Linked DNA regions of Homo sapiens: region 2 is linked to region 1. A link is an interaction called in ENCODE POLR2A ChIA-PET data of the cell type or tissue named here. Cell type or tissue: PC-3. All regions are shown on one strand. Each heading gives the region's core, and the rest is flanking DNA. Links, peaks and the distances in the headings are about the cores only. Region 1 overlaps LOC105371024 (a long non-coding RNA gene). Region 2 has its middle 8.1 kb from the start of GCAWKR.

Region 1 (8,337 bases), core at 297-8,296:
CCAAACAGGTGTCCTTATAAAAGAGATGCAGAAAGAGATGTGACACACACAGGAGGGAAGGAGGCCGTGTGGCCACGAGGCAGAGACTAGAGTGATGCAGCCACCAGAGGCTGGAAGAGGCGAGGAAGGGCTTCTCCCCTGGTGCCTCCACCGGAGGGTGGCCCTAACAACACCTTGACTTTGGCCAAGTGCTACTGGTTTCTAACTTCTGGCCTCCAGAACTGTGAGAGGATACATTTTTGTTGTTTAAAGCCACCGAGTCTGTTGTGATTTGTTACAGCAGCCCCAGGAAATTAACAAGCTGCCATGTATCTCAGTGCCTCGTATGCTGCAGCTAGTAAATATTTGCTGAAAGAATAGGCCAGGCGCGGTGGCTCACACCTGTAATCCCAGCATTTTGGGAGGCCAAGGCGGGTGGATCACCTGAGGTCAAGAGTTCGAGACCAGCCTGGCCAACATGGTGAAACTCCATCTCTACTAATGGTACGGAAATTAGCCAGGCATGATGGGGTGCACCTGTAATTCCAGCTACTCAGGAGGCTGAGGCAAGAGAATCACTTGAACCCAGGAGGCAGAGGTTGCAGTGAGCCAAGACCACGCCATTGCACTGCAGCCTGGGCTACAAGAGCGAAACTCCGTGTCAAAAAAAAAAAAAAAAAGAATAAACGGATGTCCCTATCCACACCTGCTCTCCAGGCCAGCTCATGCCTAGCCATGGCTCAGCCTCTGGTGCCTGCCACCCCAGCCTCTGTGTCCTGGGTGGTTCTGCCCTGCTGGCCTGCAGCCACAGGCTGAGACTGTCTACCAGAAGGTTCATGTCTGAGCAAAGCCAATGCACTCTCCTTGCAGAGCCACTACCTCTTAGACAACGTTGACAGCAGAGGCCACAACAGACAGCCTGGGGGCCGCATCCAGTCAGCAGATAATTTTGTTTGGCCAGTATAGGGTGTTGTTTATAAATTAAATTACATGCCGATATTTTATTACAAGTTGGGAAATTTCACATAAAATCAGAATTTCCCATTTCTTGAAAATCCAGATGATCTTTTCAATTCCAGGATGCATCTCCATGTGGCCCAATCAGTGGGAGCTGAGTGGTGGCTGCCCTTTCTGCCAGGGCCTGGGCTCAGCGCTGACCAGCAGGGTGCATGTCAGAGGACTCCTCCGGCCCCCTTTCTGTTTACACACCTACCCCCATGTTTGAGATGGATGATTCAGGTGTTCTCAGCCTTGCAGACAGTCAAGACAACCTCAACCAATGCCCTCCCCGGCCGACTTGACTGTTGCCCAGCACAGCCTTTATAAAGATTCTAAAGTGACACTGCTCAGGGGCACTGTTAACCCTCAGCGACCACCAGCCAGGAAAGTGGCCTTTGGGGCCCAGGGCCCACTGAAGGTGCTGGGAGTCACCCAGTTGTTTCCTGGGGACAGTCTTTGCTCTCTCAGTCAGTGGGTAGCAAATTTCCAGAACCACCCAGGCTGACCTCCCACATGGCTGGGAAGACAGCGTGATGGCAGCATCCTCATCTGACTTCCCGAGCACTCTCAGGCCCACTCACACAGTAGCTCCAAGGAACCAAAAGCACTAAGGAAAGGAAAGAAATGACAGGAAAGGAATGGAAGTGAAACCCTGGGGGAAAGCCCACAAGGAGGACTTTCAGTTCACTTGGAGAACACATGGGCCTCAAGTCTCCAAAATGGTGACTTAGGTCTGAAGTTCAAGTGCACATAAGGCTCTGTGCAACCACTTTTTTTTTTTTTTTTGAGATGGACTGTCGCTCTGCTACCCAGGCTGGAGTGCAGTGGTGTGATCTCAGCTCACTGCAACCTCCACCTCCTGGGTTCAAGCGATTCTCCTGCCTCAGCCTCCCCAGTAGCTGGGATTATAGACATCTGCCACCACACCCGGCTAATTGTGCAATCACTTTTTAAACAAGCAGATTGTAGGATGGACATTGGTAGGATCTGATTCCATCCATCTTAGAGGGGACCCGGAGAGCTGCATTTATGGCAGGTTGCCCTGGTGGTTCTCACCCAGGGCAGGGGCGGCAGCAGGCAGAGCCGTCTCCTCTTCTCCAGGCAACGGCCACAGCAGTAGAGGGGCTCAATCTGACAAGGAGAGTGAGTCATTGAATGAAGCCCCGAGGACGTGATCTGTCGCCACAGCTGCCATCCACTGGGCTGCTTTTGCAAGCTTTCCCCAGAGCTTGAGAAAATGAATGAATTTAAAACATGTGTCAGGGCCTTAATGAGACTAGTAAACTCCTCAGAGTCCTGCTCTGGTTAAGGTTTGTTAATTCTGTAAGCCCTTCTGACCAGGGGCCTCTAGCACTGGAGGATGAGTTGAGGAATACACTGAATTAGCAGAAGCTGTGTGACTTTAGGCAAGTTGCTTAACCTCTCTGAGCCTCAGTGTTTTTACCTGTAAACTGGGAACAACAATTGCCTCAAAAGGATAGTGCAAAGATGAACAAGGATGAGGAACATGGATGTCCTCACTGTCATTAAACAGTCATGGGAGTTGTCACATATGTGCCCTATGTTTTAAGCATAAAGTTGGGAGATGATGTCTGAAACTGGGGCTTCCACATCCTTGCACTGCTTTGTGACTGCTGGAGGTTCAAGTCAGGGCAAGTTGTCACCTCCCAGTAATGGTGATCCTCTCAAACAGGCAAAAAATAGAAAAGTGTGCAAATGGGGTGCATTTATTTTAAGGACATGGGGAGCCTAAAGGAATGGACAGCTCAGGAAGACCTGGACCCAGGAATGGGAAATCCAGAGAGAATCCAGGAAGGAGCCTTTCCCCTCTTTCTTTCTGGGCCCCCTTCTCTCATTATCATTTCCCCGTCCACGTGGCTCTCTAGGCAGACCAAAGGTCAGACCTTAAAGAGACTCTGTTCAACCTTGAACTTCCTTGCTGACATGTTTTCAATTCAAGTGTGTGTGACAAATCCTATCAGGCATTTCCAAGTCCCAACCCCAAATCCCCAGGCCCAGCTTGGGGGTCTTCATCCCCAGTCCACCAGCTGCGAGGAAGGGGTCTCGGCTCAGCCCCAGCATGCTGTGTTGGTGGCTCCCTCCCAACAGGGGTATCCTTAGATGAGAAGCAAGCCTAGTATCCATAGTGCTTTTCTGAGAGCAGGTGAGCCTTGTTGAAGGCCTCGGGCAAAAAAACAAGCCAGTGAGAGTTGTGTGCACGGGAATAGCAACAAGGTAATATAGGAGAAAGGTCACAGTGGCTTGGAGATGAATTCCAGGACACAGCACTGCAGGAGGGACCATGCCCCTCGAGGCTTCTTATATGTGGTTCCTCAGTTCTTGGCTAAGTTAGGATCCCTGGGCTGACCAACACTGATGTTTGTACCTGGAGCCAAGTCATATTTTAGGCCAATTCTTTCATTCCATGAGAACTTGTCATCAGATTTTCCAGGAAGAACATAAACCTGCCATTATATTTTTGTCTGTTTGGAAGCTTCTTTTGCCCTCTAGAAGCCCAGTGCTACCAAATCCCATGAAGAGTTTGTGCTGGGTTCAGACCCTGTTCAGTACCCCATTCTCAGCTCCATGGGGGGAAGCTTGCAGCTCTCTATTGATGAGAGTCTTGGCTCTCTGCTGTTTCTTGGGTATCTTTTTGTGACAAGGATGGCTGGTGCTGGCACGCACTGTAAACGAGGAGGGGATGGGCCTAAGTTTCCATCACGCTGCAAAGCAGAACCATCTGTTGGTGGCTTCTCTGTTAGCCCGTGGCTGTGAAGAGAGCATTTAACAATGAAGAGCTGGGGCCAGAGACACGAGTCCTTGGCTCCAGTTCCTGTTTGTCTCCAGGCTGCCGCATTCCACAGAAGGCAGTAAACTGACATTCTGAGAATGTTTGTCTCTGCCAGCCAGGGCTTGGCTAATCCTGGTGACCTGCAGCAGATTCCCCACCAAGAAGACATCCAGTGGAAAGACAGGTATGAAATCCCTGGAGCCACAGGCTTTGCACACAAAGACTTGGTGCAGACATCTCCTTGAACCCTCACGATACCCTGAGAGGAGGTTAGGTGGCCATAGAACTAACAAGGGCCACCAGGTTGCACAACCTGAGAGAGCATTCACACTGCTCTCTCAGTGAAAAGCATCTCCTGGGGTTGTGATGCAGTAGACAACCTGGGCAGCTGTATGTGGTGGCCTGTAGCTAATAATTACTAGAGCCAAGTGAGGTTTAGACTTAGGTTCTTGGACTCTAATTTTGTTTTCTTTCCTTTGCCGTGTCTTATATAGGGTTGGCTCTTCTATTGTACCTCACTGGATTTGAAAAGATGCCTGACACCCAAACTCCCTAATACTGAGCTTCTTCATTTGTAAAATAAGATCAAAATATCTAATCCTTTTGACTGTTGTGATGAGAAAATGACCAAATGCAGAAAATATGCCTGACTCATTGGCCTATATCTTAGTGAGAACTCTGGTGATACGGTTTGACTCTGTGTCCCCACCCAAATCTCATGTTGAATTGTAATCCCCAATGTTGGGGGAGGGACCTGGTGGGAAGTGATTGGATCACGGGGGAGGATTTCTCCCTTGCTGTTCTCATGATAGTGAATGAGTTCTCACAAGATCTGGTTGTTTGAAAGTACGTAGCACTTCCCCCTTTGCTCTCTTTCTCTCCTGCTGCCATGTGAAGATGTGCTTGCTTTCCCTTGCCCTTCTACCACTCTCCACCAATTTCCTGAGGCCTCCCAGCCATGCCTTCTGTACACTCTGTGGAACTGTTAGTCAATTAAACCTCTTTTCTTTATAAATTACCCAGTCTCAGGTACTTCTTTATAGCAGTGTGAGAATGGATTAATACATCAGGCAATAAAGGCAGCTATTACTGTTATTCCTGCTGCTGCTACCATAATAATATAATATTCGTTGTAATTATTATCTTTCCAATATAAATGAATATGTTGCCCACCGCTCTCAGGGCAGTCAGAGTCTAAGGCTCCTAGCTCCACATGGGCACAGATTAGGTCCTCCTATCTTCTTCCTTCTTTCCTCAAGCAGGGGAGACCCAGATCATACCTAGGGGGTTGGTGTGATGCTGCGGGAACCTAGATCAGCTGAGGAAGGAGCAGCCACTTAAATGAAATGACATGAGAGCTCCTGGCACCTGGCAGCCCATCCTGCACCTGCATGTTTTGCAGGTGTTAATGGAAATTCTTTGCTTTCTCCATTCAGCTGAGTGTGTCACTGAACCCCTGGCTCCCGATTGTGCTTGGAGCAGGGCCTGGTACAAAAGCGCCACATGCAGTGAGTGAACAGATGGAGGAATGAGTAAGTGAGCAAATGTCAGGGCCCCCTCAGCCCAACTTCAGTGCCACACTGTTTTATTTCTTCTTTCCGGCAAATACTTAGGCTGTGTCTGCTTTGTGCCAAGCACCATGGCCAGGCTGCGGCACTACAGCAAATCCCACCTGTCCTTGACCTTGGCAGCTCAGGCCTGCTCTGCTCCCCTTTTCAAGCCAGTGGGCTGTCATTTTTTTGCCCATTTTATCAGTGGCAGCCATGATCCAGGTAGCCAAGTGTTGACACCACAGCTGTCCATACAGCTCTCCTGGCTTTTGCCTACATTTTCCTCTGTGCCCTCTTGCTGAGAGCCCGGCCAGATCAGCTCCACTCCATCTTTGTGGTGGCCGTGAGTATTTTTGCCCAGCAGACCCCTGGGCTTAGAGGATGTAAGGGCCCAACCCTTGCCCTGGGTTGTAGAGAGGGAAGTGTCTTCTGAAGTAGAGACAGAAGAGCAGGCAGAAAAATGCACAACTCAGGACAAATATTAGAAACACATAAATATGCACATAGCCACTTACAGCTGCACCAAGTCACATGTATATGGGTGAGAAGGCGCCCCAGGGTGGGGGATGAAAGTGACTAGATCCAGGTGGCATCGATCCAGGGTCTTCTCCTGCCACCTCTCTTCTTTTCAGCTTCTTTTGGGTCTTCATGCATTGAGCCTTCAGCGCTTGCTGCTTGACTTTTGACTTTGTAGCCTGGCCTGGAGGCACATCAGAGCCTTCTCCCATCACCCCTTGTATGCAGAGAACAAGGCACATTGCTGCCAACTATTCCAGCTGAGTGGAGTACAAATACAAAATGCAAATGCAAAATACAAAATGCAAAAGCAGTGAAGCTAGGGGTCACAAACACAGAGGCTGGTAGCATCAACACTTGATGTAGATCCAGGCTGGGAGTAGGCATCAGGGCAGAGTGGGCACTTTGGAAACAGTACCCAGGCTCGGTCTCAGCCATCCTCAAATTCAAGCATCAGACTCCCTGCAGGGCTTGTCAGAACACAGAGTGCTGGGCCCTACGCCGGAGTGTCTGAGGCAGTGGTTCTGGGGTTGAAAACGTGCATTTCTCTTTCTTCTTTATTTGGATTTGTTTGTTTGTTTGTTTGTTTTTGTTTTTGAGACAGAGTCTCACTCTGACACCCAGGTTGGAGTGCAGTAGCGCAGTCTCGGCTCACTGCAACCTCCGCCTCCTGGGCTTAGGCTCCCAAGCAGCTGGGAGTACAGGCGCATGTCACCATGCATGCTAATTTGAAGTTTTACTTTTAATTGACAAATAACAATTGCATATACTTATGGGGTAAAATACGATGTTTTGATACATGTATACATTGTGGAATGATTATATCAAGCTAGAGTAACACATCCATCACTTCACATATTTGTCGTTTCTTTGTAGTGAGAACATTTGAAATCTATTCTTCTAGTAATTTTTAAATATATTACGTTATTACTGACCATGGTCACCATATCATACAATAGATCTCAAAAACCTAGTCCTCCTGTCTGGCTGAAACTGTGAACCCCTTTGGTCAACATCTCCCCATCCCCATTCCCCGTCCCCAGTCTCTGGTAGTTACCATTCTACTCTCATCTTCTGCAAGTTTGATTTTTTCAGAGTTCACATTTCTTTTTCTTTCTTTTTTTGTTTTTTGACAGAGTCTTGCTCTTTCACCAGGCTGGAGTGCAGTGGCGCAATCTCGGATCACTGCAACCTCCGCCTTCTTGGTTCAAGCAATTCTCCTGCCTCAGCCTCCCCAATAGCTGGGACTACAGGCACGCACCGCCATGCCCAGCTAATTGTTGTATTTTTAGTAGAGACAGGGTTTCACCATGTTGGCCATCTCTTGACCTTGTGATCCACCCACCTCGGCCTCCCAAAGTGCTGGGATTACAGGCGTGAGCCACCCCACCCGGCCTTCAGACTCCACAGTTCTAACAACTGTCCAGGTGATGTGGCTGCTACTGATGAGGACCACGCTCTGAGATCCACTGCCCTGTCTGAAGGGGGCGATGATTCCTCAGCTCCAGCTCCCAGTTGCCCTGGGGAATGCAGCCTGGAGCTGCTAAGTCTCCCAATTTTTCAAGAGAGGCCAGAAATACAGATCTTAATGTAAAATGTTTTAACTCTTAAAATTTCCAAGCAAATTGAGAAAAAAAAATCAAAATTTGTTAGAGACTAAGTGTCTGTAGGCTGGATTGGACTCCCAGCCTTCCACTTTGTGAGCTGTGTGTTGAGCGCCTATGGGTGGGGACCCCTTACCTCTTGATGATATTTGTGCCCCTTGCCACGCGTTCCCCGGGAGCTGGGAACCTGGGTAGAACCTTTGTGTTATCCTTGCCCCTCACTGCTTACAGAACCAATGAAGATTGGTTGGCCTGTTTTAGGAGCCTCTGCCGTGAGAGGAGAACAAAAAGGCCGTCCATTTTCAGAGGATTACCGCAGACTTCTCAAACCACATATAATTAAATGGTGGAGTGAACCCCTGCGGGGAACCTTGGGCTGGGCTAGCAAGAAGCCTGGCGAGTCCTGCCAAGTGGGCGATTCAGAGGCCTCTGCGGTCACAATAGTCCCGACAAAATGACAGGCAGCTCAGCTTTCAGAAAACATGAGGTGATCTGAAGGCAAGTCAGGGTAACAGGATCTCTCTCCCCATGCGTGGGATTGTGGAGCAGTTTACACCTTTCTACAGCGCGTCTGGCATCGGAGGCAGGGCCTGGAGGCTGGAACTCCCTCTTCCAGACCTTTCCTTACCAACTTTTCTGGTTCTACTGCAGAACAACAACAAAAACAATTAATAGCTCTGAGGATATCTAGGACTTTTGGGGTCTTTGAGCTTTACTTTCTGTTGAGTGACGATTACCTCCAGGGAAGCAAACACACCAGATATGACGATAGTAGGCCACCTCCTTGTCCCCACTACACACACACACCAACAGGGTACTGAGACATCTTATCGCTAGAACTGAATAAACCTCAAGACCTGTCTGATCAGCTGTGCAGAAATCAATCATTAGACTCATT
Region 2 (8,337 bases), core at 188-8,187, 110 kb after region 1:
CTTCTAACTATACAACCTCCCAAAGAGACATGATCTAATTGTATAGCTCCTTTCACTTAACTGAAAGTCCAATGCAACCTCTGATAAATTATGAAAGTAAAATCAAATAAGCTAGGAAAAGAAGTCTGAACTTTTTAAAGTGTGGGAAGATATGGCAGAAATGAAGATAAAGAATTTTACTGTATGTCTGCTTTTGTTTTGCAAGTATTCATGATCAAATAAAAATATTCATAGAGAAAAAAATGACAGTGGTTACTCACTGTAAGGACTTGTTCAAAAATAAAAATAACCAATCTAGCGAGTGTTACTTTTAAAAGCAACAGATCCCTAAAAACTTTTAAATTTTCTCTTATACAGAACTCAGGTCCAAAATAAAATAGAAAACAGAACTGCAGAATATTATGAAATAAAAATAATACAAAAACATTTATCAGAAGCTATATGATATAGCTAAAGCAATATGTTGAGGGAATTTCATAGCTTTAAGTACTTAAATTAACAGTATATACACTCAACTAAAAAAAAGTACTGGGAGTGGTGGCTCACACCTGTAATCCCAGCACTTTGGGAGGCTGAGGTGGGTGGATTACCTGAGGTCAGGCGTTCGAGACCAGCCTGGCCAACGTGGTGAAACCCCATCTCTACTAAAAATACAAAAATTAGCTTGGCATCGTGGCACATGCCAGTAATCCCAGCTACAAGGGAGGCTGAGGCAGGAGAGTCTCTTGAACCTGGGAGGCGGAAGTTGCAGTGAGCCAAGATCACGCCACTGCGCTCCAACCTGGGCAACAGAGTGAGACCCGGTCTCAAAAAAAAAAAAAAAAAAAAAAAAAATTAAGGCAAGACAAATAAAATAAATTTGAGAAAATTGCAGGGAGAGATAATAAATATAAAAGGAGAAAAATTAACCAAATCAAGGAAAATGGCAGAAAACCACAAAAAGAAAAAAAAATAGGTATGAAATCGGAAAATTCTCAGCTGCAAGGAAAATTTTAAAATAATAAATGATTACCCTGCTCAATTTTGCAGAAATAAATATGAAAACCTCATGGTTTTCTAATAAGATATAAGTTACTAAATACAGAAATGAAAAGAGAGAAATAGAAACAGAGTAGTTCACATAGCAGAGACTTCAAGGGAGCACTCAGCGCAGTTGATTTTGTAAACGGATTTCATCAACCATCCAAAATGCTGATACCGCCAATGTTATTGAAACTGCTATGAATAATGAAGAAGGAAATCTTACGAAGTATGTTTTATTTCAGAACTTTTATTTTTGAATACTTTTAGATTTACAGAAGACTTGCAAAGATAATACAGGGAGTTTCCATACAGCCTTCTCCCAGCTTTCCGTACTGGTAATGTATTCTATAACCAGAGTACATTTGTCAAAACTAAGAAACTATTAATGGTACAGAACTATTAACTAACCTACAGATTTTATTTGGATTTCACCCATTCTTTTTCCACTGATGATCCTTTTCTGTTCCCAGATTCAATCCAAGATATTGTGCTCCATTTAACCAATTATTTTTATGAATAAAAATGTGTGTGTATATATATATATATGTATATATATATACACACACACAGAGAGAGATAACAACATTTGAGAATGCCTCCCAAAAGAAAAATATAAACCAATCTCACCCATGAACATAGTTAAAAAAAACTCTAATCCAACCATGCTTTAAAAGAAAAATCCACCATAGCCAACATGGAGTTCAATCTAAGATGGGAAAATGCCCCAAAGTAGGAAATCTACTAATATAACATGGAGTAGGTGAAAAGAGAAAAACTACATTAGTTTGTCCATAGATTTAGAAAAGGCATTAAGTTCGGCTGGATGTGGTGGCTCATGCCTGTAATCCCAGCACTTTGGGAGGCAGAGGCGGGCAGATCACCTGAGGTCAGGAGTTCGAGACCAGGCTGGCAAACATGGTGAAACCCCTCTCTACTAATAATACAAAAAAATTAGCCAGGCATGGTGGTGGGCGCCTGTTATCCCAGCTACTAGGGAGGCCAAGGCAGGAGAATTGCTTGAACCCAGGAGGTGGAGGTTGCAGTGAGCCAAGATCTTACCACTGCACTCTAGCCTGGGTGACAGAGCGAGAACCATCTCAAAAAAAAAAAAAAAAAAAAAAAAGAAAAGAAAACAAAAGAAAAAGCATTAAGTTCAACACAATTCACATTTAATGTCTTAATAAAATAGGAACGTACTCATTTATCATGATTTTACACACATGTGCAGGTGCCGGAATTGTGTTTAATGACAAAATATTTCTACTGAAGTCAAGAAAGAGATCAAGATGCTCACAATTACCACAACAATTCTAAATTGTATTTGAATTACTCATTAATATAATTAGACAAGAGAAAAAAATGCAAAAAAAATTGAGAAGGAAGTAAATGTTTTATTATTTGCAGATCATACAATAGTATGCCTCAAATACACACTCACACAGGAGAATCAACTGAAAAACTGTTGTAAACAATTAAGAGACTTAGTAAGATCCCTGGTGACAAAATTAAACAAAAATTAGTAGCTTCTCATGTGCAAGCAGCAACTCACTAGAAAATATAATGGAAGAAAAGAGTAAAAAAAAAAGAATATCTGGGACTATAATTTTTAAGAAATACACATGTCCTATATAAATATACTTTATAAATGATACCAAAAGACAAGAGAAGACTAAAATATGGGGGAACTACTTTATTATTGGGTAGAAAACATCAGTGTTGTAAATGCTGAAAATAATTCTGCCTAAACTAATGTGATCTCAATAAAAATATCAATAGGATCTCCTCCTTTTTTAACTACACAAGCTAAAGAAAAATTCACGCAGAAAAAAATAAACATTTGATCATTTCCAGAAAAACTGTGAAAACTCAAAAGAGCAATAATTTAAAGAGAGCAATAATTTAAAAATATTGTAGAGCTGTAGTTTGGTTTTCATGTGTGAACAGTCAAAAAGATCAATGGAATCATGCAGTGAGTAAAGAAACAGGCCAAATGCATATAACAATTTGATGTATGATCCAACTGTATTTCAGGCTGGGTGCAGTGGCTCATGCCTGTAATCTCAACACTTTGGGAAGCTGAGGCAGGAGGATTGCTTGAGCCTAGGAGTTTGAGACAAGCCTGGGTAACATAGGTAGATACCATCTCTATAAATAATTTTTAAAAATTAGCTGGTTGTAGTGGCACACGTGCCTGTGGTCCCAGCTACTCGGGAGGCTGAGATCGGAGGATCACTTGAGCCCAGGAGGTCAAGGCTGCAGTGAGCTGTGATCGTGTCACTGCACTCCAGCCTGGGTGACAGAGCGAGATCCTGTCTTAAAAAAAATGAAATAATATTTTTAAAAACTGTATTTCAAATCAGTGGGTAAAAGGGTAGATAATTCAAAAGTGGAGTTGGGGTACCAGGGTAGCAATCTGTAAAAAGTAATATAAAAATTTTTATCTCATTTCATTCAATCAAAAACTTCTAGTAGATGGATGAATATTTAAACACATACGAAAGATAAAACTGCCAAATTATTAGAGTAAAACTTGAGAACATTAAAAAAAAAAGACCCTTGAGTGTTTTTGGAAGGGCTTTCTACATAAAACATAATATTCCAACATGATAAAAGTTATGAATCTGACCACATAATTCTGTTTAGGAAAAATTACCATAAACAGAGTTAAAAAATAAATGACAATCTGCGGGAAAGCATTTGTCACAGATAATATAGAGAAAGTGCTAATTTCCACAATTTGTAATGATCGGTTGAGATTCAATAAGAAAAGACAAGTAACAGATAAATAAGTGAGGCTATTTTCATGTACAAATGGAATACAAATGGCTACTTGACCTCAATCATAATTAAATAAATGTTATTTAATTTAAAAGTAGAAAGCTTTTACTTTTCAAACTGGCCAGGACAAAAAAAAAATTAACTTTACCAACTATTGTGATGAAGCAGGACTCTCATTCAACAACTGTGAAAGAGATCATTGGTGTAACTCCTTGTATGGCAAACTTAGCCCTATCTAGCCCTTGACCCAGTTGACTGGGGCTTTTGACCTGGGCTTTTATCCTTGAGGATACTCAGAGAGGTATGCAAAGACATATATAGAAGCAGGGTCATGGTTGTTACAAATAACAGCCAAATGATTCAAACATTCTGAATGCCCATCGGTTAGACTGGTTAAGTAAGTTATGATACATCCACCCAAAGGAGTACAACAGAGTGGTGAAAATGAACGAGGAACTATGACATAATTTTTACTTCAAAAAGAAGAGAAGAGAAACAAAATGAGATATTATTTAGATATTATTACATGCGGAGTAAAATGATTTTTATACAGCAAGAGAGTATATGGAACCCCTGCAATTTTTTATTTTACTACTGTGCTTCATACTACATACTCCTGGGCCGGGTGCGGTGGCTCACTCCTGTAATCCCAGCACTTTGGGAGGCCGAGGTGGGCGGATCACCTAATGTCAGGAGTTCGAGACCAGCCTGGCCAACATGGTGAAACTCCGTCTCTACTAAAAACACAAAAAAATTAGCTGGGCTTGGTGGCGGGCACATGTAATCCCAGCTACTTGGGAGGCCGAGGCAGGAGAATCACTTGAACCTGGGAGGCAGAGGTTGCAGTGAGCGGAGATCACACCATTTCACTCCAGCCTGGGTGACAGAGCAAGACTCCATCTCAAAAAAAATACTACATACTCCTTATACTTTCTATTGTATCTATGAAGTATGATATAATAGTATTGGTTTTTAAGAATGAGGTGCCTCTAGGGTGATAACACTGGTAGTTGTCTTGAACAGGTTCTGGGGTTAAAATCCTGGGTTGGCCTCTCTAGACTGGAGACCTTGGGCAGGTCATGTATCCCTCCATGCCTTTATTTGTGCATCTGTAAAACGAGCTTCATAATTGTACCCACCTCATAAACTGTTGAGAGGATTACAAATATAGGTACAAATACCAAGCCTGGTGTTCTGGACATAGTGAGAACACAAAAGACATAGCCATTATCACAGTTAAAGAATGACCTACAAGATACTACGTGAACAGAGCAGGAGACAGAGGGTATGGTGGTGCCACTCCCTTCTGTGTAGAAGCTGGAGTAGGACCATGCTTGATGAACTCCTAGATTATTTACGCCCACATAAATTGGGCAACAATGACTGCTCCTGAGAGGAGAACTCAACAAGGAATTTAGGATGGGAGACAGACTTGTTTTCCATTGTACAATTTGACTTTGTTCCCATGTATATGATTACCTTTTTAATTAAAAAAATTAATCTAATATGAAGCCAGTCATAAGCTGCAAGGCTTCCTGCTCTGGCTAGGAGGAATTCCACATGCCCACAGCCTTTCTCTCTGCCCACTGATGCTGAAGCTATCCATAATCATGGAGCTTGATGTCATGCCAGTTCTCAGTGGTGTTGACAGACTCCAGCTCAAAAGTTCCTTTATGAGACCTTGTCCCTCAGTAAAGCTTGCAAATTGCTCTGATCTTAGCAGACAAAGCCATCGCTCATTCTCTGCATCTCTGAATATCCTACACAATAACGTAAGAATTGGCCAAAATTACCCCAGATAAAGCGTCCTTTAGAACATCAAAGTCCCTGGTTTCCAGGCTGTAGGCTGCAGGTATGTGACAGGCCTGACAGCCCAGATGGACAGCAGAGATAAAGCGAAAAGTGAAATTCTGCAGCCACAGCGCCAGGGTTGGATTTGGTGCTAGAGTTTCTGCTGAGGGGATTGTTATCCTCGGAGGTGTGAGCACATTTTGCTTTTACCTTCAAAACCAGGTAATCAGCAGCAGATAACAATCAGAGAAGGCCGCCTTAAACCCTCAGCGAGCTGGAAAGTCTCTCTCTTCCTGCCTGGTTTGTTTAATTTTGGCCTGAGTCAGTTCACATGCACAACATATTTTCTATGTTTTCACTAAATTCCTTGTTTCTAGCTTTGTTTATGGTGTGAGCCTATTTCCCTTTCTTTCATCATCATTGTACTTTCCAGGCAACCAGAGTCTTGTCCACGTTTTTGAAGACCGGCTATAGCAAACTTGCCACGTGACTCAACTGACATAAATAACGTCCAGAAATACAGCCAAACCAGAATCCTGCACACATTCCCCAGAATACATACATGTACAACCTAAAGTCGGCAGCACGGGTTTGAGGGCTCAACCACCCTCTGGCAGAGAAGTTGCTTAGTCCTCTTGCTGGACAGCTAAATTCTAGCTGTCTCTCTGGAAGGGAAACATTTTACCAGGTAATAGAAGAAATTGGAAACTTTTCATATTTTACAGCGGGACCATCAGCTTTACCCTGTCCTATTTTAGCAACAAGAGTTATGTTCACAAAAATAAGCACAAGTCACTTAACTGGGACATGCTCTTTTTTTTTTTTAACGTAGATAATGGGAAACTAGCAAGAAAGAAGTTAGTGATACAGACCTAGTACCAGAAGACGCTGGTACTACGGAGACCCTCTGAAATAGAGTTTGCAGTGAGGATTCGTTTGGTGGTTTTTGTTGTTGTTGTTGTTGGTTTTGTTTTTGGTTGAGTCCAAAGTATTCTCTAATTCTTGATGTGAGGATAATTTGTAAATGTCAGTGACCCACAACAGCCCTGGGACAGTATTTTGAAGGAAAGCAGAAAATAATTCAAATAGTTTCCGTACTATGATCTCTGGCTGATTGACTGATGACATGTAATAAGTTACAGAATGTACTGTTTAGATAAATGCTTCTTGAACCTGGATGCAACTAACAAGCATGCAGGTCACTGTGTGGGGAAGTGCCAGGACGTAGGATGGACCCAGTTAGTGGGTGCCTCTGTCAGAGCGCAGCTGTGTTGGAAAAGCATGGAATAGACTTGAGTCCCGAACAGCTGGATCCAAATCCGCACATTCCTCCGGGTGCTGCCTTTCAAAGCAGCCCCTTTGGGTGGCTGGACTCCCGCTCCCACGATGCAGCTTTGGAACATGCTTGGAATTGCAGAATGTGGACTCACCTTGCCAATAAACCTCACCAAAAAAGGTTAATAAGTCTCATAAAAAAAAGTGATCTCATTACCTTGCTTACGTTCAAAAGATTTTTTTTAAAGAAAACAAAAATGGTGTTACCTACTATGATTATTTCTACACCAGATCTGAGTGACTTAGAACTGTTTTCAAAATGAAGCCCGCCCTCAAAGAACAAGGATTTGTCACTTACAAGGAAAATCAAAATCATGCTCCCCAAGCCCTGAGCTGTCCGGGTATGTTTTAGACAGGGCTGGATTGCTGGAGTGAAATGTGGGCCCACTCCTAACGCGACAACGTCGGGTGCTCCGGTGAGAGCGATGTTTTCTAAGCATGACCACATGACCTCAGATGACACCTGGAGGGTATGTGGTCCACAGTGTGAACAGCTTGTTTGCCTGGTGTGAGGTCTCTGCCACCTGATCAAGTGAAGGGCTAAGAGGCCTTCGAATCTGGGAAAGATACATGGGGACAACACCTTGCCTAGGCGGAGCCACCCTTAGCTGTTATCCCAGGGTCATTTAGACCCATTGTCCCAAGGTCAGATAAAGTCGGTCACTTTAGAGGGTTGCATCTGCTGACCAAGACTTACCCCTGAAGGGCCCAGGTCACAGATGTCTGATTCTGGCCTCTCAGGGAGGTTCTTTCATGTCACTGGAGAGAGAGGTGTGCAAGTGGCCCTAGGGAGGGGCCAGAAAGTATCTGAGCGTGGGCTGCTTCTTGACCCCTCCAGGAGCAGAGGCCCGGACACTCAGGCATCCTGCCACTGTGCCTTTCAGAAAGACAGCAGGGGGTGCATCAGAAATCATCTGACCACTCTGCTTTTTGGCTCATGGTTAGGTCCCATTTGAGACTCGAATCAGAGTAGCTGTGTATTTACCTAAGAGAACTCTTTTTTTAAAATAAAAATAAAAATAAAATAAAATAAACACCAACTTTATTAATGTGATAGCATTTTTTGTTTGTTTTGAGACAGAGTCTTGCTCTGTTGCCCAGGCTGGAGTGCAGTGGTGCGATCTTCGCTCAGTGCAACCTCTGCCTCCTGGGTTCAAGAGATTCTCATGCCTCAGCCACCCGAGTAGCTGGGACTACAGATGCGCAAGACCACACCCGGCTAATTTTTGTATTTGTAGTAGAGACGGGGTTTCACCATGTTGGCCAGGCTGGTCTCGAACTCCTGATCTCAAGTGATCCACCCGTCTCAGACTCCCAAAATGCTGGGATTACAGGCTTGAGCCACCGTGCGGGGTCCCCAATTTTTTTAAAGGAAAATAACACGAAACCAGCACCGCCAGGTAAGTGTTA

What was found. Peaks named below come from ENCODE experiments on the same cell type or tissue, not always from the same donor. Only the 100,000 strongest peaks of a DNase experiment are listed, where the experiment ranks them.
Region 2: POLR2A ChIA-PET joins it to region 1 with 11 read pairs; 3 of 35 experiments call an interaction of 5 or more read pairs at or near these places.

The regions. Positions count from the first base shown.
Region 1 is chr15:100,729,532-100,737,868 of GRCh38, forward strand. The region is part of intron 1 of LOC105371024 (a long non-coding RNA gene); the gene reads left to right. Among named protein-coding and RNA genes, the nearest start is that of GCAWKR, 120 kb to the right of the region's middle. In PC-3, for the core only: a CTCF peak has its summit at 7,328; DNase peaks (open chromatin) are centred at 3,310 and 3,850; H3K27ac peaks cover 2,098 bases.
Region 2 is chr15:100,837,489-100,845,825 of GRCh38, forward strand. No RefSeq gene overlaps it. Among named protein-coding and RNA genes, the nearest start is that of GCAWKR, 8.1 kb to the right of the region's middle. In PC-3, for the core only: no CTCF peak of the experiment used is centred there; a DNase peak (open chromatin) is centred at 4,173; H3K27ac peaks cover 2,933 bases.